Linked DNA regions of Homo sapiens: all the other regions are linked to region 1. A link is an interaction called in ENCODE POLR2A ChIA-PET data of the cell type or tissue named here. Cell type or tissue: MCF 10A. All regions are shown on one strand. Links, peaks and the distances in the headings refer to the core of each region. The heading gives the core; the rest is flanking DNA. Region 1 overlaps CACNB4 (calcium voltage-gated channel auxiliary subunit beta 4). Region 2 overlaps CACNB4 (calcium voltage-gated channel auxiliary subunit beta 4). Region 3 overlaps ARL5A (ARF like GTPase 5A).

Region 1 (10,851 bases), core at 1,536-9,535:
TTTTTAAAACCCTCAAAATATATGGAGTTTGATATCAAGTGCCAGTACAACTTGATTAAAGAATGAAAATATTGCAAAACTGTGCTTTACTGACCATGGCACCACCTTCTGGGCCTGTGAGGGGGAGCCTGAGTAGAAGTAGTAGGGTCTGGTGGTTCACACAGAAGACTTGATGTTGCTCAGACCCAGCTTTGAGTCCAGGCTTCTAGTTGTGTGATCTTGAATGCATTGCTTGGTCTTTTTGAGCCACAGTTTTTCTATCTGTTACAAGAGGGATGACAGTTACAATAAAACCAACACCCTCAAAGGTTGTGGTGAGGCATATATAAAATAATGCATGTACAGCTCAATGTTGATTATTTAGTAAATAATCAAAATACTAGCTCATTGTAAAGTGAGACATGGTCAGGATGCCTTACTGTCTTTTGAAGAGATGGCATGTGTCCACAGAACAAGCAGAGAATATCCTGTTAATAACATGCTAAATTATGTAAAATATCTAATAAGGCCAACATCGAGACACTGAGATTTCTAGTTTACCTTATTGGATACTATTAGGTTGGTGCAAAAGTAATTATGGTTTTTGCTTTTTTTTTGTTTTTAATGGCAAAAACCACAATTACTTTTGCACCAGCCTAATATATCAGTTTCTTGGAGCTGCCATAACAAAGTACCACCAACTGGGTGGTTTTGAAAACAGAAATTTATTGTCTCACAGTTCTGAAAGCTACAAGTCCAAAATCAAGGTGTTGGCAGGGCCATGTTCCTTCTAAAGCCTGCAAGGGAAGGAGCCTGCCTTTGTTCTTAGAGCTTCTCATAGCCCAGGTATTCTTGGCTTGTGGCAGCATAATGGTGTTCTTTCTGTGCCACTTTACATTCTCTTCCCTCTAGTGTCTGTCCCTGTGTCCAAATTCCCCAACCCCCCACCTTTTTTTTTTTTTTTTTTTTAGATCCAGTCTCTGTTGCCCAGGCTGGAGTGCAATGGTGCAATCTCAGCTCACTGCAACCTCCGCCTCCCAGGTTCAAGCGATTCTTGTGCCTCAGCCTCCTAAGTGGCTGAAATTATAGTTGCACGCCACCACGCTAATTTTTGTAGTTTTAGTAGAGACATTTTGTCATGTTGGCCAGGCGGGTCAAATTTCCCCTTTTAATAGACACCAATACTGGTTTAGAGCCCACCCCAATGACTGCATTTCAACACTGATTATCTTTATAGGGACCCTGTTTCCAAATCAGATCACATCTGAGATACTGGAGGTTAGGACTTCAACATATCTTTTTCAGGGGACATAATTCAACTCATATCAGATATGTGTTCTCTAGCATTGTCTATAACCTCGAGCTCCACTGGTGAAGCTCCTTCCCTCTTGTGGGGTATATCGACTGCTATTAACTGGATATTTCAGAGTTTATGGGTCATGTTTCATCTGTAGCCTTGAGATCTGGTAAAAATTTGTCATCCTGGCACAGATTCTTTCTTCCAAGATGTGTTACTTTCTCAGTGGCCCATTTTACTGAGTTCCCCCACTCTTATAATTTGTAATTTTAGTTATATTTTAAAATATATATTTTATTACAATTTATAAAAGTTATTTAAAATGTTTTTATATTTTATGTGCTTATTGTAACAACTCAGTGATATATAAAAGCAAAAGTTAGCTGTCTCTCCCCAGCTTCCTTCCATTTTTATCTTCTCCAATATTAAAGTCAACATTAACAGCCTGGTGTCTCTCCTTCTGTATGTTTCTTCATGCTCAATCATGTGCAAATACCTCTTGTCATATTTTTGGTTGTTTATTTTTACAGAAAATGGTATTGTGTCATATTCATACTTAGCTTGCTTCCACATCAATAGAGGGAGAGTTATCTCTCTTTAATAGTTGCATAATATACTGGTATACTATAGTTTTTTAGTCGTTAACTTACTAATGGAAATTTAGATTGCCATTTTTCCATTTTGAGCTGTATGAAATGTTGAGAAGAGGTAGAACTCATCTTTTTTGTTTGCTTACTGTGCAACTTGAACAATATTATTTTTAAAGAAAAAAAATCCTGAAATGTCAGTTCTTAACAGTTACAGGAATATCTAGAAGGATTTCCTAGAGTGATGAAAGAGGTCACCCCCCCATTGCCACTTGGTTGCCTTATGCCTTCATAAAAATGCCAGAGAGTTCCTGGGACCAAGGGGGAGCTTCCAAATGTGCTTTGGGAGCTTCTTTGAGCCTGTAATTTAATGATGTCTGAATGTCATGAATTTGATGTTGCCATGTTCCTTTTGTGAGCCTGAAAGTAAGCCTTTATGTGTCACATACTACACATGCTGTTGCCAACTAGACTGGATAAGCAGGCCATTCAGGAAAAATAATTAGAACACAGTAAACAGACCCTGGATTTTAAAGCTAAGCTTAACTAAATGTTACTTGCCACTTTAGGGCAACTTCGGGGCTTAGTTTGTCTATAGAAATATCAGTAATAGGCTTCCAGATACTGTATTCCAGTGACTAGTTAGCATTACTCATATAAACTGGTTCTACTTTTGGAGCAAGCACAGGACAGATTCCTTAGCAATTCTTGATCAATAGCCAGCTGGTATACTGCAGTGACCTGGGATAACCTGAGAATTCAACCAGAGGAAATGGGTTTATAGGTTTATATATTTTAACTGATGAAACAGAAAATGGGGGAAGAGGGAGTATGCCTTACTTAGATATGGTTCTGGCATGTTTTGTGTTTTCTGCTTTTTAAAAGATCATGATAAAAACAAACTTCAAATAGTGTAGAAGGATATGAACTATCAAGTAAAGATCTAGAGTCCCATAATTCTAATTCCCATAAGTAGTTGATAACAACCACTTCCTATCTTCATGATGTATTAAGTGGGCAAATGAATGTTGTAGAATATTATAGAGAGTATTATGCTACATATATTACATAATGAACTATATGTAAATATTACATATATACTGTATGTAAATATATGCATGTACATATACATACATATGTAAAAATAAATGGGTTTAAAAAATAAAGGAGTATAGAGTGTTCTGGAACTTTTCCTTTTCAGTAAACAATATTACCTTTAACCCATTTCCATATCAGTACTTCTAGATCTACCCCATTGTTATCAGCTTCTGCCTAGCAATCCTCTGCTGGGTTGTGTCATAATATTTGTTTCACCAATCCCCTACTAATGAGCAGGTATGCAGTTCTCAGTGCTTTGCAATTACAACCAATATTGCAGATAACATCCTTACACAACTATCTTTGTGCAGTCATGTGTATTAAATTTTATATTGACAAATTCATTCATGATTTTTAAGACTTCAAGGATTTGGATCATGCTTTAATACTCCCCATATCAAAAAATTTTAGTTTTATATACTTTATTCTGACACTATTTTAGTTTAATTTTTTTACCCTTTAAGTCTTTAGGAGAATAACAAAGTAGGAATCCACCCTAACTTTTTCGCCCCAAAAGCCAGCCAGCTTTTGCAACATCTATCATTAATCTGTCATCTCCTTATCCCACTTCAGTTTTGAAGAGCTTCATTTACCATATTCAAACACCCATATATGACACGTAGAACTTTCTCTGAACTCTGTTTAGGGTTATTTTGTCTGTTTCTGGGTTAGTATTAAACTGTTTCAATTACTGTAGCTTTATAATACATTTTCATATTTGGCAGGGTTAGTTCTCCCATTCACTTATTTTTTCCTGACAGTTTTCCTGGTCTTTATCACGAATTTATTTTTCTGTATAAATCTGTGTATGATTTTGTGAAAATGTTCCCCAAATCTTGTTTGTATTTTGATTATGATTATATTAAATTTAATATGGGAAAGATTATATTTTTATTATATTGAGTCTTCTCACCCTAGAACAAAGCATGACCTTCTATTCAATTATTTTATGATTATCAGGGGAGATTTGTTTTTCTTCATATAGAGCCTGGAAATTTCTCCCCAAGTATTCTACATATTTTGTTTTTATCCTAAATGGTTGCTGTTTTTTTCTCTTTGTCCTCTGTCAGGTTATTAGTTGGATAAAAGGAAACTATTAGTTTTAACATATTAATGTAGTAATCAATTTATGCAGTTCTTAGTTTTTTTAGTTGATGCTCTTGGAATTCCCAGGTATACAGTCATATTATCTGCAAATAATGGTAATTGTTGCCCCTTCCTTTCCACTATGGAGATTTATTTTCCATGTTGATAAATGTTGTGTGCTATTACAGAACAAAGACAATGGTATCTTTTGTTTCCTAATTCACATAGGCTAATGATTTCAAACTGCAGGTTATAACCCATTTGTGGGTCATTAAAGCCTTCTGGTATATTATGACCAGAGTTTTTTAAAAATGAGGTAAAAGTAGAATAGAAAAATATCAGAGAACATTACATATAGTAAGGGTTATGAGTCTTACCTTTTAGTTTTACGTATGTGTGTGCATTTACTGGGTCATATGGTAAAATTTCTTACTGTAAGTGGCAGTAAAAATATGTTTGAAATGTACTCATATCAGTGATTTTTTTTTTTTGGAAGTTACAGATACTTTTCCTCATCTTCTGGAAGTTAGAGGATAGTGTCTCCTCTTGGTTCCATCTCTCCTTGCTTCCCCCTGAGTAGTAGGAGGACTGAGTAGAATTATGTAAGCACTGTGATGGCTTTTCAGCCTTAGATGGAATGACAGTAGGTAGCCAAAGCTCTGGGTTGGAATGCAATATCTTCAGCAGAATCTCCACGAGTTAGAGACCAAAGCCAGCTTACTGAAAAGAGGCAGAAAGTGAAGAACTATTTGTTGAGTTCAGACAGTATAGTGAGTGAGTCCATTTGCATTATGTTTTTTTTTTTTTTCTTTTTGAGACAGGGTCTCACTCTGTCACTCAGCCTGGAGCACAGTAGCACAATCTCAGCTCATTGCAACCTCTGCCTCCCAGGTTCAAGCGATTCTCCAGCCTCAGCTGGGACCACCGGCACATACCACCATGCCCTGCTAATTTTTGTATTTTTTTAGAGACAGGGTTTCACCATGTTGCCCAGGCTGGTCTCAAACTCCTGAACTCAAAGTGATGTGCCTACCTTGGCCTCTCAGAGTGCTAGAATTACAAGCATGAGTCACTGCACCCAGCCTTTTTGTTTGTTTGTTTGGAACTATTTACCAAACGAAGCACAGAGATTGCATATCCACAGCTTGATTTCGCAACTACCTTTCTGACTACTTGGGCAACTCAGTTTCTCAAGGAGGTAGAAATGGGTGAGATATAATCAGGGTGTAATCCCTTGAGAGTTATCACACCTGTCCCTTTAGGGACTGCCTACCAAACACAAAGGGATGTCCTAGGAGGCACAGGAATAAATGAGGCATGGTCCTTGCCTTTATGGGGCTGCTTTTGGTTCTGTTACATTAGAGTTATTCAGACACTTCTATTTAGTATTCAGGTATCTACAATTTAACACAAAATGTAGAAAGCGCTGTAAAAGGGAGCATCAAACTGGTCAAAAGCTCCTGTTTGTAAGTCGATAGTCATTCAGTAATAGAAAGGTATTCTTTTAAAATTAGGCAATACATGACTATCATTTGCTTTTATACTCTTTAATGGAAATAGATAGCTGTTCATACTTAGAGTTCAAAGCAGCCCCAGGAACCAGGTTCTCTGCCATGCCCTGAGCAGCCGGAGCTGATGGAGTTTCTCTCTGATGTGCAGCCCTTCACATGGCCAAGTCTGCTGCTGGTTCTGCTGCCTCATACCCAGCTCCAGCTTGTGCTTACTCACAGCCCACTCCTGCCTCTCCATTCTGTGGCCTTTCAGTTTCTGCTGCTGCCTGCGCAAAGATTTTCCTTTTTCTTATGTTTGACTCTCAAGAAAGAAGGAGTGAGGGGAAAAGCAGAAAGCAGAAATAAATCTGTCTGGTCAAGCTCACCGCTACTGTGCCAGAGCTTTTTATTTTCCAGCCCATCAGCCTCTCTTTGCAGTCTTGCTGTTCTGTTGCATTGTCTTCACTTGCACAACCCTGATTATATCCAACCCTCCACCTACTCAGCACCTGCGTTGCTGCAGCTGGATAAGACTTGGGTGAAGCACGCAATTGCGCTGACTCACCTGCAGTTCGTGATCATTGATCTCAAGTGAGTTTTCAGTGCTGTTCACCAGTTGTGTTACCCCTCACCAGTCCATTCACTGTGCTACTTTTCTAGACAACCAATTTGTTCATACCTTCTGCTCTTTCCCCAAACTCCAGCACCTCTTCCCCCATCCTCAGTCTCAGCTGATGACCTTGCTTCTTATTTTAATGAGAAGATGGGAGCAATCAGAATAGAGCCCACATAGGGTCTTTCCACCACATCTTCCCAGCGAGTGGCTCTGCCCATATTCTCTGCCTTCTCTCCTATAACTGCACGAGTGGCCCACATACCTATCTTAGCCCAGCCTCTCCCCTTGTGTGTTAGATTCATCTCCTTGTGCCTGCTCAAGAGCATTGCTTTAGCAGTTTTCCCTACTCCTGCATCACCAATTTCCCCTCTCTCTACTGAATCATTCTTATCTGCAATACAAATATTCTCTTATTTCTCCCATGTTAGAAAATCCTCTGTGGATGTTTCTTTCTCCTTCTCCTATCCATTTCTGCCTTACATTTTCAGAAACATTTCCAAAAAAATTCCTAACTTTTTTGTGCCATAAAGACCTTTAATGGTCTGGTGAAGCCGTGGACTCCTTCTCAGAATAATGTTTTAAAGTGCTTAAAGTGAAACATAAGGCTAAAAAAGAAACACAGGATATTAATATACTGATCAAAATAACTTTCCACTGTTGTGATACGGTAGCATGTTACAAATGAAGAAACTGAGGCTTAGAGAGTTAGACACCCAAAGGCAAAGTTAGTAAGTAGCAGTCAAGGATTTAAATCAAGGTTTCTGATTCCAAAACCTGTCACTCTTCAGTATAAGAAGTTTCCTTCCATCGGAGCACTTGTAGAGCAGAAGAGCACAGTCACATGAGACCTAGTGATGGGTACAGTAATTACTGTAAATTTGAAATAGTAATGAGCATGATGTTTTGAGATATATGTAACAACTATAATGTAATATGAAAATATCCACAATTTCTATAGGCTATGAAGTAACAGATGCTGCTATTATATTATTAGTTGAAGAAAATGCTGCATTAGGGAGGAGTCAAAATACAGATGTAATTTTTTTTCCATCAAAATCCCTGAGCTCTCTGAATTCTATCCATAGATTCTTTGGGGACCCTCATTTTAGAGACTCTGCTTTTTATAGCAAAATTCCATTTCAGAGTTTTTCTATTCCCTGCCTTCTACTTCTCTTCACCCTTTATTGAGTCTGCTCTGATCAGGCTTTTGCCCCCATAATCTAGTGAAACTGTTCTTGTCAGGGTTGCCAATGACTTCCATATTGCTGTGGCCCATGATTTGCTTGCCTTATGAGCAGTATTTGAGAAAACTGATCATTCTTCTTTACTTTTCTTCACTTGTCTTCAAGGATACACACTCTCTTGGTTTTCCTCTGGCTTTTTTGGCAACTAGTTCTCAGATACCTATACTGATTCCTCATCTTCTGACTGCTAGATTTTGGAGACCCAGCACTCAGTCCTTCAATGTCTTCTCTTTCTGCCTATATACATTCTTTCATTTATCTCATCCATCCTTGAGGCTTTAAAATATTCAATGTATTCTAACATTCCTCCCAAAATTATAACTTTGGTCCTAACCTATCTCCTGAATTCCAACTGCCTACTCAATACCTCCATTTGGTTGTTTAATAGGCAAACAAATTAATCATGTCCAGATCTGGGTTCACCTGCTTTTCCTGTGGTCTTTCACATCCCAGCAAGTGGTATGTCGATTCTTCTAGTTGCTTGGGTCAAACACCTTGGATTCAGGTTTAACTCTCCTTCTCACATCCTGCATCCAATCCATCAGCAAGTCCTGTCAGTTCTGTCTTCACAGTATATTCTGAATGTTACCCTTCTCCACCACCTTGCTGTTGCCCCCTACACCAGCCTCTAAGGCCCTTTCCCTGGAATTTCACCCTAGCCTCCCCACCCTCCCCACCCCCTCCCTGCTCCTCTTTTCTATCCCTATATTTGGATGTTTGCAAATCCTACAAACAACCTATCCACCCTACTCCTTTGAATTCAGAAGAAATATGCACAGTTGCCAAACAAAATTGAAAATTCTTCCAGGTACCAGGGATTGCTAATGTACATGATTCCAAAATGATAGATGTTTTCCTATAAGTGACTTATGGAATTCATTCAGCAGCAAAAACATTAACTTGATAGGATTTTAAATGCAGCTCTGTAGGTTTGGTACCCATAGAAAGACAGTTTCAAAAGCATGGTACTTCAACTTTAGGACCTTACTTTTAAAGGACGTTCAGAAATTGTTTCACATGTACAAATGAAATTGGGACGTACATCCTCCAAATATAAAGGAATTATTTCTGATATGTGACTACCAAATAATACAAAATGTGTTAGCTAATAGCTGTATTCTTCTACTGCTCATTCTCTGTTATAAAATCAGAAAATAATAGAAATGCTTCAAGTAGCTTAGAGTGCAGGTAACTTTCCTTAACAATTAATTAAGTCATTTGTTCACTAACCACTGTTTAATGGCTTTTATGTGCCAGGTACTCCACTGGGTGCTGGGGATACAAAGAAGAATAAAATCCAATGGATATTCTTAAAGAGATCACAGATAAGTGGGAGAGGCAGAGGAATAAACAGCTGAGTACAATACAAATATGATCCATATCATAATAGAGGTGATAAAAATGGAATTATCAGCTCTGTTTAAATAGGTCAGAAAGTTTCATCCGGAAGCATTGCGTGGGATTCCTTGAAAAAAACGATAGAATCATTGTCACAATGTGTAAAGGGTACCTATCCTTACCACACCTCAACCGTGTTACAAAAAGGAGTTGGCTTGGAATTCTAAGGATGAAAAACAGATATCATATGTGTTATAAACACCCTGTGTTGAAAAAATGCCAGTCTGGCATTCCAGAAAGTGGAATCTGTTCTGAAACTTCCTAAAACTTTCTAAGGTAAATATATTCCAGAACTTCTCTTATTCATCCAGGGATTGAGAATGCTTCTTAGGGATTCCTAATATAAGTAATTCACCTTCATCATATTACAACTTTTCTCTGTGGTGGTGTAATATATACATATTATATGATGTAATTATATATATATACTATAGCAGCCATGATGGCACACACCTGTAGTCCCAGCTACTCAGTATGCAGAGGTAAGAAGATCCCTCCATATATTATTATATGTATATAATACAAATTATATTATATAGTGGCAATATAAATTATATTGTATAGTAGTAATAGCTGCAATGTAAGAGATTTCAGAATCAATTTTCTATAATCTACTTTAAGAGATTTCAGAATACACTTTGGGAGGGCGAGGCGGGCAGATCACGAGGTCAGGAGATCAAGACCATCCTGGCTAACACGGTGAAACCCCATCTCTACTAAAAATACAAATAATTAGCCGGGAGTGGTAGTGGGCGCCTGTAGTCCCAGCTACTCGGGAGGTTGAGGCAGGAGAATGGCATGAACCCGGGAGGTGGAGCTAGCAGTGAGCCGAGATTGCGCCACTGCACTCCAGCCTGGGCGACAGAGCGAGACTCTGTCTCAAAAAAAAAAAAAAAAAAAAAAAGATTTCAGAATAGATTACACGCACGTATGTATGTATGCATGTATAAATGCATGTATCTATGTAGGTATATAATGTATCATAGAGTCACATTAAAAAACCAGTCCCTCTGAATGGAGATGAGATGGAAACTCATGGAGAATTACTAGAAATTACCGAATTATACTGCCTGAGTATGTGAAAGTATTACCTTGCTTTAATTTTACTTTACTTAGTGTTGGGTCCATGAAATCAGGAAACAATTTCCCAGTCTTCCACATTTTAGTCGTGAGGAAACAGATCAATTTTTAGAGGTGAGGAACTTTCCTAGGGTTACCCAGCCAATCTGCAAGAGGGTTAGGAATAGAATCCAAGTTTCCTTAGTCTTATGGTTCTTCTTGCATTTTGTAAATGAGCTTTTATTGGCTGATGCTTAGCAAAAACGTTTCCCATTAGAATTCTGTAGGCCAGTCTGAAATTATCTGGCCAAGACTGATATTTTGTACTTGAAGAATGGAATGTCAGCTAGATGCCATCCGGGCCTCCACCCAGGCTTCCTCCAGCTCCCTGCACCTAGTTTCTATAACAGCAAGTCATGTGCTCAGCAAGGGGCTACACGGGGTCATGGGCCTGCTGCCAAGACTGGGGAGCAAAGCATGGAAGTTCAAGTCTAGACAGCAATGTGTTGAAAGCCAAGCTAGCAGGTGAGAGATCCAGCACATAAATAAAGACCAAGATGGGATGGCAGAGTCTTTAAGGACACCCTGCCCTATGCAACTGAGAGGGCAAATGAGGTGAGGTCTAAAAGCAAAGTAGTGGAGTCCTCTGGAGTTTAGGTGTTGGACCCAGTTTCAGAATAGAAGCAATAGCTAGGAGGAGGAGCCACCACATAGTCTGGAGGCTAACTCTGACTTGCAGTTGCTTTTGTTTGGTTGAGCATAGTTGTTATTATTTCTTAAAATAATGCTTACCTGAAATACTTTCATGTGCTCTCCATTTCACCATGGTTCCACCTGTTGCCTCACACCCATTCAGACAAGTCCGCAATGAGCCCAGCCTTGCTGTTTCTTCAGAGTTCTGGGTATTGCACAACTGGGCAGGGAGTGAGCACAGTTCCTTAAGACAAGCTGGCAATCCTCATAGACTCACAAATATGAATGTAGAGAGATTCCAACT
Region 2 (10,851 bases), core at 1,254-9,253, 71 kb after region 1:
TGTGTGTCTCAGTTTCCCTCTTGGTAAGATGAAAAAGTTGTTACACCAGTGTTTTCCAGTGTCTTTTAGCAGTTGAACAGCTTTTTATAGTGAAATCATATATAAAGCCCCAATGCAGAAAACAGAAATGCAGACATGTTTACCTGGCACTGAGGATAGTGAAGCTGGAGCCCACTGAACCTCCCTTTAGTCCTCAGAACAGTCCCTGAGGTGTATCTGCAAAAACTCTTGGTTTCTGCGGGAGACAATTTTGAAGATGCATCAAATAATGAAAAGGGTCTAACAGTTCTAAAATTTTAAGAATTGAAAACTTCCTGACAACCCACAGCATATAAACATAATGACACAGGCAAGCAGTGCTTTGCTTAAAATGGCACCAGAACTTTTGCACAGACTGTTGTTTTAAAGAATGATTTCCAACCATCTGAGGAAAGGACTATTTTAAATTCTCTCCAAGGCTTTAGGTCACTGAAATCAGGTACAGTCTCCTGACATAGCTGGCAGTGTTGTCCCCAGACAGGTATGAAATGACATATGTTTCAGTAATTGATAATTCTACCCTCCTTCCTGCTTCAATCCCCAAAGAGTTTGAAAACAGAAGAGAATGGGTGTACTAACTGAGTATAAAAGGGGAGGGGTGCTACTTTCCTTGTCTCCTTTCTGGGAACCATGCTGTGAAGATGAGAATGGAGAAAGGCCCATGGTGACAGTAACTGGCCTAAAGAGGCAAGCTTTGAATTCTACTGGTAGATAATTGGAAGTTGAGCAATCTCAGTTTAAAATAGTCTTTAAATTCTAAGTTGCAGATATTCTCATTTGATAAATCATATGCAAATAGATGCCCCTCTGCATTTATTTGCAATGTCTTTGCTTTATTCTTCAGTTTTTTTTTTTTTTTTGAGACAGGGTCTCACCCTGTCTCCCAGGCTGGAGTGCAGTGGCGTGATCTCGGCTCACTGCGGCCTCTGCCCCCTGGGCTCAGATGACCTCCCCCACCTCAGCCTCCCAAGTAGCTGGAACTACAGGCATGTGCCACTGTGCCTGGCTAGTTTTTGTATTTTAGTAGAGACGGAGGTTCACCTTGTTGGCCAGGCTGGTCTTGAACTCCTGACCTCAAATGATCCACCCATGTCGGCCTCCCAAAGTGCTGGGATTACAGGCATGAGCCACCATGCCAGGCCCTGCTTTATTCTTCTCTTGCATGACCGAAGGATACTTTCTAACGTAGAAAATCCTGGCACAATACTCACATTACTTTCAACTAGAGTGCCTTATGACTGCCCACCGTATGCATTCAAAGTCTTATGCAAATATGCTGAAGAATCTTATGCATGCAGAAAAAATAAAACCATTTTTTCACATTCTTATAAATGAAGTATCCCTTTGGGCCTGTGGAGAATCACGTGTGTATCACAAAAGAATGCAGCTTAGCCACAGACTGGTAGATTGTCTTTGATAATCAAAATGAAGAGGGTTTCCCAGCTTTGACTGGCATCATTAAATGCCAGAGCAAAGCATTTGTAGTTCCTGAAGGTCTTGTTCAAGAGCAAATCAACTATGAATTGTGGCAAATTGTATTGCTACTTCCTAGAAAGAGCATGGTTTATTTATATGTCTTGATTCCTTCCTGGTGTGGTGTATATTATAAAGGGAATTCAGCAAGGCAGGCCATAATGGAGGAAGAACATTTTTACTGGAGTAGGTTTTTTTGTGTGTGAAACAGTTTAAACCTTCCTCCATTCTGCTCTGCTTGCATTCTGATACTAGCCAGAGCCTGTTTAAAATACTTGTGGCCAATGTTTGTTATACTGTGGTTCCCCTGTAGCATGTAAATTGGTTATTAAGTACTGTGGTTATAAATCACTTGGAGAGCCCCATAACATTTTTACTGGCTTGTTCTGTTCTGTGTTCCTATTCATAGGATTTCAATAACGAGAGTGACAGCTGACATTTCTCTTGCTAAGAGGTCTGTCCTAAATAATCCCAGCAAGAGAGCAATAATTGAACGTTCGAACACCCGGTCCAGCTTAGGTAAGATGTTCAAATGTGGTACTTCTTCAAGCTGTGCTTACAGACCGGGCTGACACATGGTGCATTTGTGAATGTCTTTTTCAATTTGTTCCCCATTCTGAACGGGGGAGCACTGAGTACCTAAAAAGAATGCTAGCTATGGACAAGAAGGCAGCAGAGTCTTGCAGTAGCGAGAGCTTGCTGTCTCTCAGCTTTAGTCAATTAGCTAATTAGTAGTCTGGTGGAAAGAATCCTCAATGGGCTCTCCTAGTCTTTTCCTGCCTAACTACATGAAACCAGTCATCTCCACTTTGCTCAGCTTCTCAACAAGGCTAATGATATCTGTCATACCTGAGTCACAGCTGACATAAAAGGAAACGAGGTGTTCAGCCTTCTGAGATCTTTAGAAGAAAAGCTAGATAACGGTGTTCTTGGTGTTGTGAATGGCAATGACCATTAGTAACATGCAGGGACTTTAAACATGTCTTTCCTGGGGTACCAGTTGGAAAGCATCCTAAAATTCCCCATGATGGAGAAGAATAAAGGCTGTAAGTGAGTAGCTCCGTCAAGCCATAGGTGAGCAGGGCTGTGGAGGATGGATCATAACCCACAGAAGCGAGTCCATAGTGCTGGTGAATTACATCGTTCATCTGGAAAGCCTGTTCATGGTCTCCACGATTGCCAAGGGTGGTGTAGTCCACTCATGACTTCCTAGGATTCTCTTTACATTCATATTCTGAGGGCAACTTGTTTTAACTAGGAAGGATAAATAGGGCTCTTCCATGCCTTACATTTTTTAAACTGTTGAAATTAGCTCTATAGATAATAGAAAAATAAAATTAAGATTTCCAAGACAGAGTGCATGCCCTAACATCACATTAAGAACCCACTGACCTTGAGCCAAAGATCGTGCAATTTGTAAAGAAGGTACAAAATATTATCTGTGTGTTCCTGACATGGGATTGGCATGTGATAATTGCTAATAAATGTGGGATGGTTGCTTTGTGAAGGATTACTAAACATACCAAATAGAGTAGTGGTCAGTGCTTGTGAGGGGAAGATCCCAGCGATTAGTGGTCCCTTCTTTTGTCTTGTATTTAGAGCCTTCCACATGCAGAGGGAAACATGCTCAAAGGCACAGTATTTTGACCTTGAAGAGGTACAATGGCAGTGTTGATGGTGAATCCTATTAGGTAATGACTAAAGTTAAATATCATGGGTGACAGGGACATTAAGTTAGGTTGAAGTTTCTCAAACAAACATCAATTCTCTGCTCTCCTGTTTTCTACCCATTTTGTAACTCCTTATAGTGTCTTTGGCTTTTAAGTACTCCTTCTAATGTATGGTGAGAGGCTAAAAGATAATTAAAAGCTTAAGCCAGGTTGTCTGACTCCTTTAACCATTGACACCTGCCAAGGGCTTCATGTGTATTCACTGAAGTCATTCCTTACAATCCATTCACCTGCTGTCAGAGTCAGTGGGGTGGATGGGGGGCATGTTAGTGTAAACAAGAAGAAACAAAGTATATCTCACCTCATGGTTTTTACCTTTACTCTGTAAAGTCATAAACCCACAACCATTGGAATTAATTTCATGGCAATCTATTAATTTTATAATAACCACAATGTGATCCATTTGTGTGCTTGTTAATGCACATTTGTAGATTCCTTCATCAAATGTTTATTGAACACTTGTTATGTGCCATGCATTGTGCTAGACTTAGGAAATAAAGACATAACCCACACACAGTATCTTACCCATGGGCAAAGAGACAGAAGAGACAGATGGTTAGAATACCTGTGACAGTGGAATTATGAACAAGGAACTAGGGGTATAAAGAAGAGTAGGGGTTAAGAGATGTGTGAGAAGACTTCTCAGAAGTTATATTTGAGCTGGTTCTTCAAGGCAGGCAGGAATGTACAAAGACATTGACATGTAAACAAAAATATGTTGTTGAGAAACAAGTAGATTTGTGTATAGCATGCTTAGAACAGGGAAGTTGGTGGTGTGATTTGAGAGGAACAGAAGAGATTGAAAAAGATTGAGGCCAATGTGTTGGGGTTCTAATGCACCTTGCTAAAGAGAACTCCAAAATAGATCCCATGCAATGTTAATTTTACAACATAGTAACAGTTGTTACATTCAGAATGTTTTCCATTGTCAAATAAATTTGGAAATGATGAATTAAACTGACAGGTTTCTTCTCTGCAAGACTTAGAGCCTTGAAGATATGAAGGATAATGCATGTTTGAAATTCTAAAGAGAAGCTATTATAGTATTCAATATAACCCTTACACAAAACCCCCTTCTTCCCATAGGATATCTTATGAGATTATTGTTCCAGAGTACTCACTTTGGGAAATGTTGCTTTGGACCCTGGGGAGCCATTGAAGTGTTTTAAGCATGGGAGAAATATGAACAGGTTTGAGTATAAGGGATATAATTTGTGACAGGGATCCTGGAGAGAGGTGGGCCCAAATCATCATGGTCAGTTTATAGAAGTGTTCATCGAGGTCCTCCAGCATCATAGTCCATGACTCCCCAGGGCTCCATTTGACTGGAATAGGATTATGAGGAAAACTTATTTGGAACCCCTCTGAGAATCAGTCCAGGTAGCCAAGATTTTTTGATTTGGTTGAGATCTTTTTCTTTAAAAAACAAAAAAAGAGCTATATAGATAAATATGCCTCACAGATAAAATATATTTATTACATTCTGTATACATATTATCCAAACATTGGGCTCACCCCAGTATTTAATGTGGCCTTCTCCAGCATCCCTGCTGGCTTGTTCTGCCCAAGCACCTCTCTTCCTCTGCCCAAGTGCCTGTTGCCTAAGAGTTTTGTGTTGGTTAAGCAGTAGGTATGGCTGCCCTTGCTCCTGGCAGAAACCACACTTAACCTCATTGCTGGTGCAGAGTAAATAAGGCCCAGGTATTTCTGAGTCATTTACACAGAAACTCAGAGTGCCTTGAGGGTTATTTGTACCAGGGCAGTCCAGTTCACATCAATGTCTTTCTGCTGCTTCTGAAAATATTGTATTCATATTTGAAGCTTAAGAAAACATAGGCTTGCTCACATGTAGTCCTGGCCAGGAGCTCCCATAAGCCAGTGACAGTTTAATGAAAACAGCAAATGGGAAACATACCCTGACATCCTGAGGCTGAAATTTACTACAGTAAAAATTGACTTTATTTTCCAAACTTCCTTCTGAAGAAAATTTATTTTAAAACTGTTTCTGCCATGTGAGAGAAAAGGGGACAAATATGCTACATTACTAACAAATGTAGAATATGATTTCAGAAGAATTTGACAAATAAGCCCACTTGTTTTCATTAATATTCTGAAAGCTAGTCACCTTTCCAAGCAATGTGAAGTCTTTCAGGCCATTGGTATTGGATAACATGAAAAGTGATATGTTGACTCTTCAAATTAATCCTTTTTAATACAGATCATGCCTTAAACTTCAGTGATTCTATGGGAAATAAGAATTTTATGCAATCATGCAAAACATAAGAAAATAGATTTTCATGATAGTCTTGAGTATTCATGACCCTGCACACCTTGTCAATCCTTTTGGTTAAGGAAGGGAGAATTTTTTGGTGGGCTATGTGAACTTGAATTTATACTAAATAAGCAAAGCAAATCACAAACACTTTTCAATGAGGATATTTAGAGCAACATTACCTTTTTCCCTAGGCCATCTTTAGGGTCGTTTAAGGCCGGGTACAATGGCTCACACCTGTGATGCCAACACTTCAGGAGGCCAAGGCAGGAGGATTGCTTGGACTTTGGAGTTCAAGACCAACCTGGGAAACTTAGTGAGACCCAGTCTCTACAAAAAATAAAAAATTTAGCCAGGCACAGTGATGTGCACCTGTAGTCCCAGCTACTCGGCAAGCTGAGGTGGGAGGATCACTTGAGCCCAGAAGGTTGAGGCTGCAGTGAGCTGTGATTGTACCACTGCACTCCAGCATGGGACACAGAGTGAGACCCTGTCTCTAAAAATTAATAATAATAATTTAAGTTAGATAGTTTTGTGTACTGTATGTACTTTGGACCAGATTACAGCATTGTTTGGTCACACCTATAGCCAAAAAATAAAAATAAAAAACAAAATCAGCTGGGCACAGTGGCTCATGCCTGTAGTCCCACCACTTTGGGAGACCAAGGTGGGTGCATCACTTGAGGTCAAGAGTTCAAGAGTTCAAGACCAGCCTGGCCAACATGGCTAAATCTCGCTTCTACTAATAATACAAAAGTTAGCCAGGCATGGTGGCGTGTGCCTATAATCCCATTTATGTGGGAGGCTGAGGTACAAGAATCACTTGAACCCGGGAGGTAGAGGTTACAGTGAGCCAAGATCATGCCACTGCACTCCAGCCTAGGCAACAGAGTGAAACTGTGTCTCAAAAACGAAAACAAATCAATTTCTCTGAAAATCAAATAGTATAATTCAGACTTTGGGCATGATCCAATAAGTCAGGTAATTTATAAAATATATATATATATAAAACTTTTTTATATTTCAGAAAGCCATGTCCTATGTTGATTATCTGTTTTCCTTAAAAAAAAAAAAAACTGGATTGCTTCAGACATTTGAAAAGAGTAGATTTTTCATTTGACTAGACTCATGCACAGATTTGGGTCACTTGGCTATTACAGCCAGCCAGATAGATTTGCATCTAGATGCATTGCAGCGTTTTAATATAATTGGCCTTACTTTTTTTTTTTTAATACTGAAGCTAATTATGCCTTAGAACAAGTACATTGGCTTTCGTACTTAAATCTAACTAGACTTAGTAATATGATTAGTTTTAAGGGTAGACTCAGAACAATTAACCAGTGGTACAAAAATATGCATATCAGTCAAAACAGATGAGTTGTGGGGTTTTTTTAAAAGAAGCATGTCCACAAAGTATTAGTTTATACTTCGTTGATAGAAATATTTCAGTGTAATTTGCTTTCCATGTGATGTTGCTTTGCACATATATTTCAGTTGTTTTCTAAATGTGCTTTTAGCTTCTATGGCTAACATTAAAGTTCTTTAGAACAAAACAACAATCAAAAACAACATAAAATAATCATCGTAGTTATATAAACAGCTAAATATTATATTGACTAGAAGAAGCAAATTAAGAGAGCCATCTCAGACGTTTCTACCAACTGGTTGTATGCAAAACTCAACCCATCTCTGTCTATATTTAGAAAATGTCTTAAATTAGACAGGACTATGAAAATTTAAAATGTTTTATTTTGTAATGTAGACCAACATATCTGAAAATATACTATATCTTTCTAATGTAAGAACTAATTCATAACAATAACCGGGATCTATTTATTATTTTTCCTTTAAGCGGAAGTACAAAGTGAAATTGAAAGAATCTTTGAGTTGGCAAGATCTTTGCAACTGGTTGTTCTTGATGCAGACACCATCAATCACCCAGCACAACTTATAAAGACTTCCTTAGCACCAATTATTGTTCATGTAAAAGTCTCATCTCCAAAGGTAATTAGCTCCTTTCTGCCTTAAGGTTTAGAAGTGCATCTTTTAAAAATGTGTTTTGCTCTGTGGTTTTTTGTTAGTGGACAAAGGAGAACGTCTTGCTGATTATTAATAAGCACATTTAAAATCTTTCCACAGTGTACAGATTCTATGAATTTTCAGATAGTGAAGAATATAATAGTTCATTTCTTCTAAAAGCTACTATTGTAGATCCCAAACAAGACAGTTATGCAAGTGTATAATAGAAACAAAACATTAAGACAGATGTGGAAAAGTAGACTCTGGCTTATCATAGACTATGAATTCTATATTGGTAAATTTCTTGGATCCTGTTGATTCCTGTGTCATCCATACTCTGTACCTAGTTGAGAGAGTACATCTATATTGATCAAAAAAGGCATCTATGTTGATCATATATAAAATAGAATATCACTGTTTAAACATCTCCTATGGAAGCATTATAGACCCTGACATTTGTGCTTAGGTTGAGTTCTTGAAAGAATGTGGTTATTCCACGATAAGCACAATGGGAAATTTGCTTTGTATCTTTATGCCATTGTGGGAGGTAAAAATAAAAGTGAAATAGCCCCAAATTGGTTTCTTTTGATTTGGGTGTTCTTTCATTTTTAAAAAAGGATGTTGTTCTTAAAAAGTTAACGTGAAATGGTTACCCTTGGGAAGTACTATCTTAATAATCAGTTTCTTCTCTGTGCCTCCTAGTGTATTTTGGTGCCTAAATACAAATTCAACTGCCAACCAGCATGGCAGTCTTCTCTCATGGGTGGAGAATGTCTAAAGAAGCTGTACTCTCCTCCAGATGTTCTGAGATCCTAGCCTTCCATCTATCTCTGCAGACACTGCTTTGGTGCAGTGGACTTGGGAATCCTGAACAAACTAGGGCCTTTTGAGAATCAGTAGAATGGATTGAAAGAGCTGCTGGGGGTTCAAGCACTTCACTGCAGTGCAGGAGAGTTCAGCCCTTCCCACTGCCCATGACACTGTGGTGTCCTTAAGTGCAAGAACAGGAGTTCCCAGACACCTATGTCCTGGGGTATTATAGAGCTCATAGATTAGCATTGTTTGCAGGGGAAGGGCCACGGGACATGGCAGTATATGACCAAATGCAGTTACAGCAGTGGCCAAAAGACATAGATATATCACTGGTTTACATGTAGCAATATACTAATACAAATGTTTTGCCTGGGTCTCCAATCACAGAATAGTCTGATTAATTTAAAATTAAACTGAAATGTCCCATTAATAATCGGTGACAAAAATAACCAGAAAATGACTCTGACATTTATCTGACATGGAGATAGTGAGCTAAAACATTATTCAGGTGAATAATATTAAAGTATTACTTAACATAAATGACCTGGTACAGTCCACTCCCTCCATTTTTACAGGTCTCTCTTTGAAATCTCTGGGAAAAATCTAGGATGGGAACTCAGGCTCCTCCTGAGACTTCACACAGAGTTAGAATAGGATGAACATATCAAATCCATGGAACTGAGAGCCAATGTAAGCAGATGACATCATTACAGGTTTAAATATATGATTTCTCACACTGCATTTCCTCTCTGATAATACTCAGGGCCAAGCAGACCATTAAAAAGATCCTGGCTTATTTGATTTTCTTTCAACTCATCTACAATACCTCAGGTTCATGTCTTCTTCTATCAGGTTTTACAGCGGTTGATTAAATCTAGAGGAAAGTCACAAAGTAAACACTTGAATGTTCAACTGGTGGCAGCTGATAAACTTGCACAATGCCCCCCAGTAAGTATGATCATTTTTTGTCTTCATCATTCTTGACTAGTTAGAAGAGGGTGGGTTTTTTTTTCTTCATATTGTTGTTTTCATTCTAAAATGATGGTGATGATGGTATGTTGTCATCTAAAAGATTTCTTGGAACAAACTGCTGCTGTTATGTTGCTTGTATTCAGGCATCCAGATGTGGATGGTGTTTGCCTTGTAATAAGAAATGAACTTAGTGTCCGGGGTCTGTTCTTCTCACTGCTACCTTGTTTGCTTTGCAAACATGCAGCAAACCACTTAGCATTCAGCCTCCAGTCACATGGATACGCTTAAGAAAAGAACAAAAGAAAACATACCAATTTGATCTTCCTTTAACTCTTCTGCAAGAAAATTCCAGCAGGCATAAAAGATTATGACACTGAAGGTCAAGAATTGATTGGAACTAGAGAGGCCCTGTGGTTATAGTAGATGAAAGAGTCAGGGCTGAGTCAGATGAAAAACGAAATTATAGCAACTCTTCTTCTAGTGCCATTGCCAGAAAACAGCTGCTGGGTTAGAAGGTGAGCAATGGTGGGATGGGGTGGGAGATGGAACTGCTATCACATGGCACTGGGTCCCCAGTGGCCAGTCTCTCCACTTTTCCCACTGACTTACTATTTCTGTGCCTATGTTTCTGTAAAGGAAATAACTGTCCTTCTTACTCAATGGATTCACTAGATTGTTTTATACACTTGTGTAGGATTGTTTAAGCTCTATGGAAGCATGAAATCTGATTCAAATGTTTAGAGAGGGCAACACAGCATAACCTGTAAAAGCACAGACTCTGGAGCCAGATATTTGGGTTTTGAATCCACACTGACTAGTTATGTAATCTTGGGCAAGTACCTATCTCATGGGATTGGTGTAAGGATTGAGTGAGTGAATATGTGGTAAAGCTGTTAGAACAGCGCCAGGAACATAAGAAGCACCGTCTAAGTTTTCTTATTATAATTACTGGATACACTTTGTGTGACGTCATGTCTGGTCCAGTAGACTCTGTAAGAACCCGTGCCCCTCTGGCTCACTGTTGTATGTCAGTTCCCTATCATAGTAGACCCATAATATATATTTGTGGAATGAGTGAATAAATGAAAGGATGTTCAGACGATAAGAGTAATAATGCATCCTTTCATTAGATGCTTACAGTTGGCCACACAGTGTGCTAGATGCTTTACATAGATTATCTCTAATCTTCACAGTTACCTGGTGAGATAGGCCATATTATCTCCATTTTATAGTTTAGGCAACTGAAAACAGAGACATTAAACGATTTCCCTAAGGTGACATAGCAAATTAGGATTCAATCTATTCTAGATCTATCTGGCTCCAAAGACAATTTCCTACCCCCTAACCCATCCACCCATACACACATGTACCTGGTTACCTACCCTGAAGATAATTTGATAGCTTGGAGCATGGCGTGCTCTGTTAAGTTTCACTTCACGCTGCCTGTTAGTGAAGCCCAATTACACAGTGGAATGTATGATTAAGGCACTGAACAGACAGAGGAATGTATTGCCCAGCCCTGACCTTCTAATG
Region 3 (10,851 bases), core at 1,109-9,108, 120 kb after region 1:
ACCTCTATAGGGAGAATTGGTGGTTAATTATGTTCTGATTGTGTATTGATCTCAGAACTTGTCTTTAATAGTTTTTTTTAATGACTTCCATCTCATAGTTTATAATTTCATTTCTCTCTATTTATGTTTGACTGAGTTTAGCTCACCAAATGAGAGGGTTTTGATGGTTTGAATCCTAGCCAGTTTTACTATTTTCTTTTACAAAACACAATTGCACATTAAATAATTGTTTTTCTTTTGATTATAAGGCATTTTAGACATAGTCATATCTTTTTATTTACACATTATTTCCCAAAGGAAATTTCAGACCTTTGACATTTGAGTGCTTCATTGCATAGACCTGTGAATTAAAAGACTGACCGTTGTTTTTGTAGTGTTCATTATTACAAGTTAATAAAGCATGGTTTATAAGTATATAAAGCTGACTTTTAAGTCATTAAGAAACCATTAAGTGTATCTGACAACTTGATTTCCTAACACTGCATTAGGCATTTAATCATTTTTTAATAAGGGAAGTTATGTATGATTATAAAGGTATATATGCTACTGTATACATATGCTATAGGTTTCAAATTCATGCCAACAGCCTGAAAATTAACAGTTTTATTAAAATACCTTGGAATAAAATGGGCCTTACAGTGATAAAGCCACCTATCAGTAAGCTGTCAAGTGAGAGGAGAGGTAAAGTAGCAGTTCTCTCATACATCTGCCTTTTGGTTGATGAAGTCTGAATAATTGAAAAGATCCAGAAAATCATAATAATTTATTTAAAAATTAAGATCTAGGTCCCAAAAATAAATAGTGCATGTTACTAATAGGCAGTCAGAACCAACTTGGGCATCATAAATGTTATCATAAAGTAAGTAAGTTAAATCTCCATCTGTTCCTGCTGATCTCTTGCTTTTGGGTGCTCACGGAGTTGAGGAAGAGCTGGGGTGGAGCTCAGTCCTGCACAACAATCACAAGTCTTTCATCGCACCTTCTGATACCAGTCTCATCATCAGTTTATGAAGGGGTTGTGCTTGCAGGTAGCAGGCGATACTTATGTAAGGAAGAGAGCTTGTTTTTAGATAGAGATTTATTCTTTCAGTTGGTTGAATTTTTTTTTAATTGATTTCTTTATCTTGTCACATTACTTTACTCCCATACCCGTGCCCTTTTAGGTGTTCAGATTGATATTAATAAATAATATCTACCTGGAAGTAATAAATTCAGGATCATATTGCATGTTTTTCTTGTTGATTTGTAGTGCAAATAGATAGATATAGGTCCATTAGCATTCAAGATACTAGTTTAGAAAACAGACATGCGTTATATATATTAGTTAGAATGTTAATATCATATTCTCTTTTCTCTTAAAAATTAGTAAATATATTAAAATCGATCAGACCTTTTGGCTTCACAATGTATAGGTAGCTCTGATTTTCCAACAATACCATAAGATTCCAATTTCTTGATATTAATAGCCTGTATGTCAAATAAACACATTATAAATTTTACAGATACCAAATTGTATAATCACTAATAATTTTTTTGTAATTATTTTAGTTTGTAATAGTTGTTGTGGACAGTACAGACAGAGAGAGGATTTCTGTAACTAGAGAAGAACTCTATAAAATGTTAGCGCATGAGGTAAGTAAGTAGTCTTTTTACATTAGATATGGGGAAGGGTATGGGAATCGATACTTTGTTTTCTAGTTTCTCATGAGGGTGCTATCAATTTCAAATTTTTAAAAATAATTAGTTATTTGCGGGCCACACTGCTCAATTACTCTGACATCTCCCAGTTTGGAAGTGTATCCAGAAGCAGCAGAAAGATTATGGAGTAAGTTGCAGAACTTTATTTCACTTATCCTAGGTACATTTGGTTTCACAATTTTCCTGGGCAAAAGTAATTTCTATAAGTGGCTTTCATTTTGCATTTTGAATAGATTAATTATACAGAGGATTATCATTGGAAATGAGATTTTAAAGTACCTGGGTGCTTAGCAATTCTTGATTGTTACTCAGCAGACTAATATTTAAATGTAATTGCTGTTAGGTTTCTCTGATATTGTCCCTTTGACTAAACAAAACTAGATGACTAGCCACATTTTCTTAGTCCTTGAAAAATAACCTGCCAGGCACAGTGGCTCACTCCTGTAATCACAGCACTTTAGGAGACTGAGGTGGGGGGATCGCTTGAGCCCAAGAGTTCAAGACCAGCTGAGCAACATGGCAAGACCCTGTCTCTACGAAAAATAAACAAAATTAGCCAGGTGTGGTGGCATGCACCTGTAGTCCCAGCTACTCGTGAGACTGAGGCGAGTAGATCGCTTGAGCCCAGGAGGTCAAGGCTACAGTGAGCTGTTCTTGCCACTGCACTTCAGCCTGAGTGACAGAGTGAGACCTTGTCTCAAAAAATAAAATTAAAAATAAATAAGTAGAAATAAAAATAGATTTAAAAATTAAAATTTTTTAAATAGAAAAATATTACGGTAACATAAATTTAAAAAACTGAATAATATAGTCAACTTGATAACTATAACATTATACTGTTTATATAGTATTTAGTAAAATTGATTATTTTTGGATATCTTATTGCAGATGCTACTTTCTCAACTCATTTATAGATAGGAATAGAAAAGTTAATATTTAGATATATAGAGTTTTTTATTTCAGTGGAATTTTTTGCAAAGCTTAGGAAAACACGGATATCTTTGTAGTGAAGTTTTATGTTAATTTTGTTATTGATTTGATGATTTGCTTTTGAGATTTGCTTTAAGAATTTTGTGTATTTCAGGCAACCTTTCAGGGCTTTAGGGAACCTAAGCTAGTAAAGTAGTTTTGTAAATTGAGGTTCCTCATTTCCTTATGACCACCAAGATGCACCTTTTCCTATTTTGGACTCTAATTCCAGCAGCTGTGTTTAAACCTCCTGGAGATTTACAGAAATACGTCTTGCCATTCTGTGTTCATTCGCCAGATTCATTGCTAGTTGGGATACAAGCAATAAGCCGTAAAAGAGGCAGAAGACAAAGGCTTTTTTTTGTTTGTTTTTTTTTCTTTTCAAATTCCTATTTTGCAAAAATGCAGCATTTTTCAGTTTATTCCAAAGGGTGGTTTTATGAAGACTTTGGAAAAAGAAAAACTGATACAAATGTTATTTGTCTCTGGACTATATCTTTTACTTTGTTGACAGGTAGTCTCCCTATCTGATTTTTACTCTAATTGGCCAATATGCAGCAGGATCACTATATGAAGAGCCCAGTAGTAGGGTTCAAAGTCTTTGATTTTTACTAGCTGGGGGCATTAACTTACATAGGTCACTTAACGTTATCTGTTATGGGTGACTACACTGGGGCCCAGAAAGGTTATGTGACTTGACTAGCTTTTTAAGAGCCAGGTTTTGAACTTGAGTATTCTCATTCAGACTCTTTATTAGCAGAAGTAAAAAGAAGACCTAAGTAGGGCCTAGTTGGAAAGTGAAAGGAGACTGAATGAGGAGATGACCAGAGAAGAAAGGAATTACAGATGAAGTTGGGAGTTTGAGCAAGGTACTCAGTAGGGTCAAGAAGAGCCAAACAGGCAAAATTCTGCAGAGAGACAAATGGATCAAAGAGTGAGAATGTGTGAGTGAAAAATAAATGTAGACATGATGTTAGTTGGATGTTTCTTACATACTACATAAATCAACAAAATCTTATTGTCATCACTGATAATGACTCTTTACATTATTACAAAATACAAAACTGTAAAAATTTTAAAATAATTTTCAAAGTTTTATCATAAATGAAGTATACAACTTTAGAACTCATTAATTTTAAAATGGTTCCAAACACCAAAGTCTGAAATTTTATTCAGAATGACTCAACTTCTAGGAGTTACCTTCACAAATGAAGTTTTTTTTTTTGTTGTTGTTGTTTTGATACAGAGTCTTACTCTGTTGCCCAGGCTGGAGTGCAGTGGCACCGTATCGGCTCACTGCAACCTCCATCTTCTGGGTTCAAGCAATTCTCCTGCCTCAGCCTCCAGAGTAGCTGAGATTACAGGCGCCCACCACCACGCCAGCTAATTTTTTTATATTTTTAGTAGAGACGGGGTTTTACCATGTTGGCCAGGCTGGTCTCGAACTCCTGACCTCAGGTGATCTGCCCGCCTCAGCCTCCCAAAGTGCTGGGATTACAGGCGTGAGCGCCCAGTCCCCAAATGAAGTTTTAAGAAACAAATTGACAACTATATATGGTATATAGAAGATGCTAAGTAAATGTGTCTTGCAATTGCTGTTATTCATCTCCTTGATAAAACTAAAATATATCTTAGACTAGAAATTTGTAGCAGAAGTGGTTTTAAAGTGTTTGAAATGGTTTATGTACAAAAGATCACCGTTGTTCACCTTATACTTTGACCTCTTGTTAAGTCACGTTGATGAACAGCCTTAATTTAATATATCTATTTTCTACTGTTCTAATATATACATATTTGGTTTTGAGGTTATATAATAAAAAGCAAATGAAGATTTTCTTCTCTTTCTAAATATGTAAAAATTGATAAAATAACTTCTTAGAAGTCAAGAACTCTAAATTAAAGTTTGAACCTTTTAGATCTAGAAAAACTGATTTAAGATATTTGGAGACCTTTTATTAAATGGCTTTGTTTTTTGTGTTTTTCAATTTTCAGTTCAGGGGCTTCTACAAATAATTTCATCATTAAGAGTGAATACAGATTACTTATAATAATATAAACCGTGTGTCCTAACTTGTGCCAAGTATTTGTCAGAAGGTTGTTCCTTCAACATGTCAACATTAGCAAACTTGACCTATATAAGACTTCAGCACACACTAGCAAGATGTACTGAAACTGAGAAGATAGGAAGTTAGGAATTAAATCCCATGGAAAGTCCATCTACTTATTGACTCAGCCACATAACAACTATTGATAATGGTTTCTTTGTGTTTTTTTGAGACAGAGTTTCACTCTGTTGCCCAGGCTGGAGTGCAGTGGCGCTATCTTTGCTCGCTGCAACCTCCACCTCTTGGGTTCAAGCTATTCTCATCCCTCAGCCTCCCAAGTAGCTGAGAGTACAGGTGTGCACCACTACACCTTGCTGATTTTTATATTTTCAGTTGAAACGGGGTTTCGCCCTGTTGGCCAGGCTGGTTTCAAACTCCTGGCTTCAAGAGATCCACCCACCTCGGCCTTCCAAAGTGCTGGGATTACAGGTGTGAGCCACCACACCTGGCTGATGAATGGTTTCATTTTCTGTTTAGGAGAAAAGAAAAAATATTTACTGTATATCCTTGATAATGACTATATGTATACAAGTTATACTTTATCTCTTCAAGTTTTTTGCCTTTGATATAGGCAGGTGAACTGAAATATAGGTGAAACTAGTTGAACATGAAATCTTAAAATTGCAAACATTGTAGCAGTATTCCTTTCTGACCATACTTAATGAGATAACTATATAAACTGTGGTAGCATTAATAGCTGCCATCCTGCAGAGGGCACTGTAATTAAAGTCAGTCTTGATTGTTATATAAATATTTTACATAACTCCTTTAACCAAATAAGAAATACAAATATACTACTAATGTTTTTATTTGCATCAGAAAGAATCATCAAAACTGTATTCTAACAAAAGTCATTTTGTATCTGCTGAAGATTTTATTTATTCAAACACATACATTATTGAAACCAAAATATCTCAGTAAAATCCCTAAGAAGACAAATGCCATTCAACAGTTGTGAAAACTTGCAAGTGTGGCACCAAAACCTTAATTTTATATCTCTTAATATGTAACAGGCAGAATTTTATGAGGGTTTCACTTGCTAATTGAGTACATCCTTCATGGATTCTTGGCCCAGTATCCATGTAGGGAATTTAGGCTATTTATTAACACCCTCAAATTGTACATAAACTTAAAAAAATTTTGTGTATATGCATATGTGTGTTTTGGGGGGAAAGATCTGTGATTTTGAACAGATTATCAAGGAAGTCCCTGGCTTTAAAACTGGCAGGTAGAGAGGAGTGGGGCAGGAAGAGACTAAGAACTTTTGGCCTGTTTAGTGAGTAAAACATTATACCAGTTATTTGGAGTGTGCACAATTACATTCGGAAAAGGGTTAATGCAGTAGGTGTCTTGCTCAGATCAGATACTCAGTAAAAGATATGAGGAACAAATTCAGAAAGCTTAAAGAACTTGCCTCTGAGTCATAGCATTGAAGTGATAGAACTTCTAATTGGGGAAACTTGATAAGTTTAATGCCACTCCAAGATGGCTGTATTACATATTCAAATCTAAGAAATCTTCATATACAATGACAGAAATTAGGGTGAATAGGATTGGTTTAGGATAGAACTTCAACTGAGAATTAAGCCCTAAGGTTTTAAGGCATACATTGTAATGAATTCATTTATTTCCTATGCAGCTAGAAGGTACTAGCTGTGTACATTATTGGGAGATTTGCAATGTAGTCACTCATCGTTTTCTTTGGAGCTTAATTCTCTTGTGGAATCCTGATTGGGAAAGGCTGGTTTAGGAGGTTGGAGGGAAGGAAATACATGCAAGAGAAATGATTTGAACAACATAGAGATGGCAGTGCCCAAAACTGTTTAGAGAGCAGTAGGATAGGTTGCTAATTACAGCAGAGTACTTATATAGGAGTGATGTGAGGTAAAGCAGAAAAGTATAGGCAAGATAAAATTTTGGAGAGCTCTCAAGTATTAGGCTAAAAGGTAGTTCTTAGCCATTTAAGCCTAATTTTGGATTTAGGGGGTGGGTGGTGTATATACTGGGAAACATGACTGTTAAATACAGCACTTAGGACCATAAAAAATTGTTGTCTGAGACTATAAGAAATATGTAAACACATACAAGTATAAAAAATGTGTTATCAGCCTAGGCACTGAGATGCTTTTATGTCACATAGTTGAGAAATTCTTGTTTACTAAGATTGTGAAAAAGATTCTGTTAATGAAGTTGAAAAATATGTGGAAAATGTATTGGCCTTTACAGTTTTATTTGCTTTAATAGGACCTAAGAAAAGCTGGATTGCTGATTTTTGCTAATAAACAAGATGTTAAAGAATGCATGACTGTAGCAGAAATCTCCCAGTTTTTGAAGCTAACTTCTATTAAAGATCACCAGTGGCATATCCAGGCATGCTGTGCTCTAACTGGCGAGGGGTAAGACATCTTCCTCTTAAATGTTATCGAACATTTATTTTGCTTAGTAACATGTATATCTTCTTTAAACTCCTAAATATTTAAGGCTATTGTGTATAAAACATCGTAAGGGACAGACGTAAGCTGTAGTTCATGTCTATAATCAGAGACTTTTTAGGGTGGTTCTGTAAATAGTAAAACAATATAAACATAATACACATAAACCTACTGAACATGGAAGCATGTAGCTGTTATAATTGCTATAGGAGCTCAGAGAAATGGGAGTATCAGTGAGAGCTGGAGAAGTTAGGAAATACATTTTACGATGATAGTGGAACTGAAGACCTGACATGTGCCGAGCATGTCCTATGTCTGGAGTGTTTTCCATATAGTGCTTCATTTAATCCCCATAACAGTCCTACAGAGTAATTGTTTTTAAGTGATATTTTCTGCATAAAGAAGCTCAAATCAAAGAGAATTCATGTCTGAGACTACTTTGGGTTTATTTACTGTTGGAACTGATGCACTTAAACAAAAGAAGGATTGGGGGAATTGGAGAGAGTGTAGCAATGATGGTCCTTGGTTCTGGAATGATAGATGTTGGAAGAGAAGTGTGTGCCTATAGTAGAAGTTTGCCCTGTCTAGCACCCAGAGATGAAAGTATTTCAAGAAGGAAGTGGTGTGGTCAGCATTGTCAAATCTAAGGTCAAGGACCAGGAAGATGGAGAGGATGCCATTCAATTAACAACAAATGAGTACATTCAACCAGTTTGTCAGAACAAATTCTGTGCATTGAGAAAGTGGGCATGAGGTAAGTGTAGTTTAAAGAGGAGGTAGATTTTAGGAAGCAAAAATAGCTTTGTAAACTCTAGAGTGTGGCAAGAAGAGGAAGGAAAGATAAAATAGAGGAGGTTGGAAATAGGATAAAAAGCTAAAAGGAGGACCAAACTAAAGTACAATTTTTGTTGCTGTTTTTCCAAAATATGGTGCATCTGTATATATAGTCATGCACCCTATAATGATGTTTTGGTCAGTGATAGACCACATATATGACAGTGGTCCTATAAAATTAAAATACTATATGTTTACAATAACTGTTCTATTTTTAGATATGTTTCAGTACAAAAGTTCTTACTATTGGGTTATGGTTACCTACAGAATTTAGTACAGTAACATGCTGTATAGGTGTGTAGCCTGGGAGCAACAGGTTGTATGGCACAGAGCCTAGGTGCATACTAGGCTATACCATCTAGGTTTGTGTAAGTACACTCTGATGTTCACACAATGATGAAATCACCTGACACATTTCTCAGAATGTATCCCTGTCATTAAATGATGCATGATTGCATTTAAAAGCAGAGGAAAAGAGAAATAAGCGGTGAATTCTAAATAGAAGTCTTAAGTTTGGGGTTGAGGTTCTTGAGGTGTTAGGAAAGGACAAAAGCATGGGGTATAGATGAATTAGCTGAAGTGGGAGAAATTGTTTTCCTTTCAAGACCACGATGAAGGGTGAACCAAATATAACGAATTATTGAAGGCAAATCTTAATAGAAGGCACTGTTACTGACATTTGGAAGAGCATAATTAGAACCTTAAAAAAGGTTTTTTAATTAAAAAAAAACTGTTCATTAAAAAAATCACAGATAATACCAATTATCCATGTATTCATTTAAGTAAAAATATGTTAAGTATTTCTTTGTCAAATAGTCTAATATATATATCTTTGTCAAGCAAAAGCATGGATTTATAATATTTGTCAATAAAGACACGTCATCTAGGATTGACATAAGATTTAATTTATATACTTTGATAATTGTATGGAAAATGTATCATTAGTATAGATATTAACTCAATTTCATTTTAAAAAGAGGTAAAGCAATTTTGTTTTAAAAATAGGAAAATAATAGATGAGTTTGGTTTTGAGAGAAATGTTCTGTTTTTCTTTTATAGTTCAGCTACCTTGATCTAAATTATTGGTTTTAGTATTGATTAGCGTTTTGATTCAGTGGATTGGAGATCACAAACTTCAGTGTGTGGCTTCATTTGACTCCTACTTTTCCCATTTGCTAACATTGCCAACCCTGGGTTTCCTCTGTAACATTGGAAGGATTCTGATCTCAGTGTTGTAAAGATTAATTAAGAGAATGGATATTAAGTTAGTTTCTAGTTTGCTATTAGGTAACTACTGTTCATTTATCAGTTTGGAGTTAAACAATCTCTTCATCTATTATTTTTGTGTACTGTTTCCTATCAGTAGTTTAAAAGTAATGAATCTAGTCACAGGAGAAAAGTATGGGACAACCACCCCAAAACAACCATTTATTTACCTCATTGCCATCTTTTTTCTATTTGTGTCTTCTTTTACGTTATTAGACTCATACTTAACAAAACTCTGAATTGAAAAAAATTTAATATTGTAACATAGTTTTTTATGTCTGCAAAAGCTTGTCATAGATAATAGTTAATACTTATAACAGTTCTTCATTTTATTGCAACTTAATGTGTACAACCATTTCTCTCTTGCTCAACTTTTAGTTTCTTTTCCCACAGTGAACATCGTTTTCTATATTTTGGGTTATGTTCAATTACCAGTTGTTCAGTGATAACTGATGTTACTGATAAGAAATTTTATTGCCTTCAAAAGTTTTACATACTTACATTTTATAATATTTATGTAACATGTGTATACTTTGTTTTAATAACTACAATATATATTTTGTTGAATATCCTGCCATTTTTCATTTATATCATGAGCATTTTATCCTATTATAAAATGGTTTTATTTCCTCCATTTCCTGGTGATGAGAATTATGAAATCATTTTTTAAAGGAAAATTTTAAATATTTCATCATACAAATGTCTTGTAATTTATTTTTTTCTGTATTTTTAGACAAAAATTATTTTCCTATTAAAAGTACTTTAATGAACAGTTTTGTATGTAAGTCTATGTTTATGTCTGATTTTCTTTTTTGGGATACATTTCTAGAAGTAGAAAAAAGGATGCAGAGTATTGATATTTTAAATATTTTTGATACGTATTGCCAGATATATTTTTGACATATGTTGCTTTCTGTGGGCACTCATTGCATAATTATAAAGCTTTTTTAAAGTGTCAGACAGCGTTCTGGGTGCTAGAGATATAACTGAACCAAAAGAGCACAGATGTATTAGCTGGGTGTGGTGGCACACGCCTGTAGTCCCTGCTGCTGGGGAAGCTGAGGTGGGGAGATCGCTTGAGCCCAGGAGGTCACGGCTGCCATTGATTGTGCCATTGCACTCCAGCCTGGGTGACAGAGTGAGACCCTGTCTAAAAAAGAGGAAAGACAAAAAAAGCACAGATGTATTGTGTATGAGAATATGGCTTCACTGCAGCAGCCCAAGCACTGAATATTATTGATTTTTAAATCTTTGTTATTTAGCTAAATGAAAAATGCTCTCTTTTAGTTTGCTGTTCATAGTTTGCTGCTCATAGCTTCTTAGTTCAGAATTTAATCAAATGATTTTGTTTTCTTTATAGATTGTGCCAAGGACTTGAATGGATGATGTCACGACTTAAGATTAGATGATCTCTACTGACCTCTTCTCATAGATTTTGTATAAATGAAGTGCTGGACTTTACCTGAAAGCTGCAAAAATTAATGGTTTAGATATATTTATAATAAACTGATTTAAACTTTTTCTATAAGAAGAAAAATTAAGACCAC

What was found. Peaks named below come from ENCODE experiments on the same cell type or tissue, not always from the same donor. Only the 100,000 strongest peaks of a DNase experiment are listed, where the experiment ranks them.
Region 2: POLR2A ChIA-PET joins it to region 1 with 8 read pairs; 1 of 35 experiments calls an interaction of 5 or more read pairs at or near these places.
Region 3: POLR2A ChIA-PET joins it to region 1 with 5 read pairs; 2 of 35 experiments call an interaction of 5 or more read pairs at or near these places.

What each region holds. Positions count from the first base shown.
Region 1 is chr2:151,922,922-151,933,772 of GRCh38, reverse strand. All of the region lies in intron 2 of CACNB4 (calcium voltage-gated channel auxiliary subunit beta 4), which reads left to right. Among named protein-coding and RNA genes, the nearest start is that of ARL5A, 100 kb to the right of the region's middle. In MCF 10A, for the core only: no CTCF peak of the experiment used is centred there; DNase peaks (open chromatin) are centred at 5,182 and 6,042.
Region 2 is chr2:151,851,891-151,862,741 of GRCh38, reverse strand. It overlaps CACNB4 (calcium voltage-gated channel auxiliary subunit beta 4), which reads left to right. Exons shown (of 14, transcript NM_000726.5): 10 at 1,922-2,031; 11 at 7,367-7,518; 12 at 9,199-9,294. Among named protein-coding and RNA genes, the nearest start is that of ARL5A, 29 kb to the right of the region's middle. In MCF 10A, for the core only: no CTCF peak of the experiment used is centred there; a DNase peak (open chromatin) is centred at 4,911.
Region 3 is chr2:151,803,138-151,813,988 of GRCh38, reverse strand. It overlaps ARL5A (ARF like GTPase 5A), which reads left to right. Exons shown (of 6, transcript NM_012097.4): 4 at 1,549-1,632; 5 at 7,017-7,168; 6 at 10,665-10,851. The coding sequence ends at 10,713. Among named protein-coding and RNA genes, the nearest start is that of ARL5A, 20 kb to the left of the region's middle. In MCF 10A, for the core only: CTCF peaks have their summits at 5,226 and 5,473 (motif pointing right); no DNase peak of the experiment used is centred there.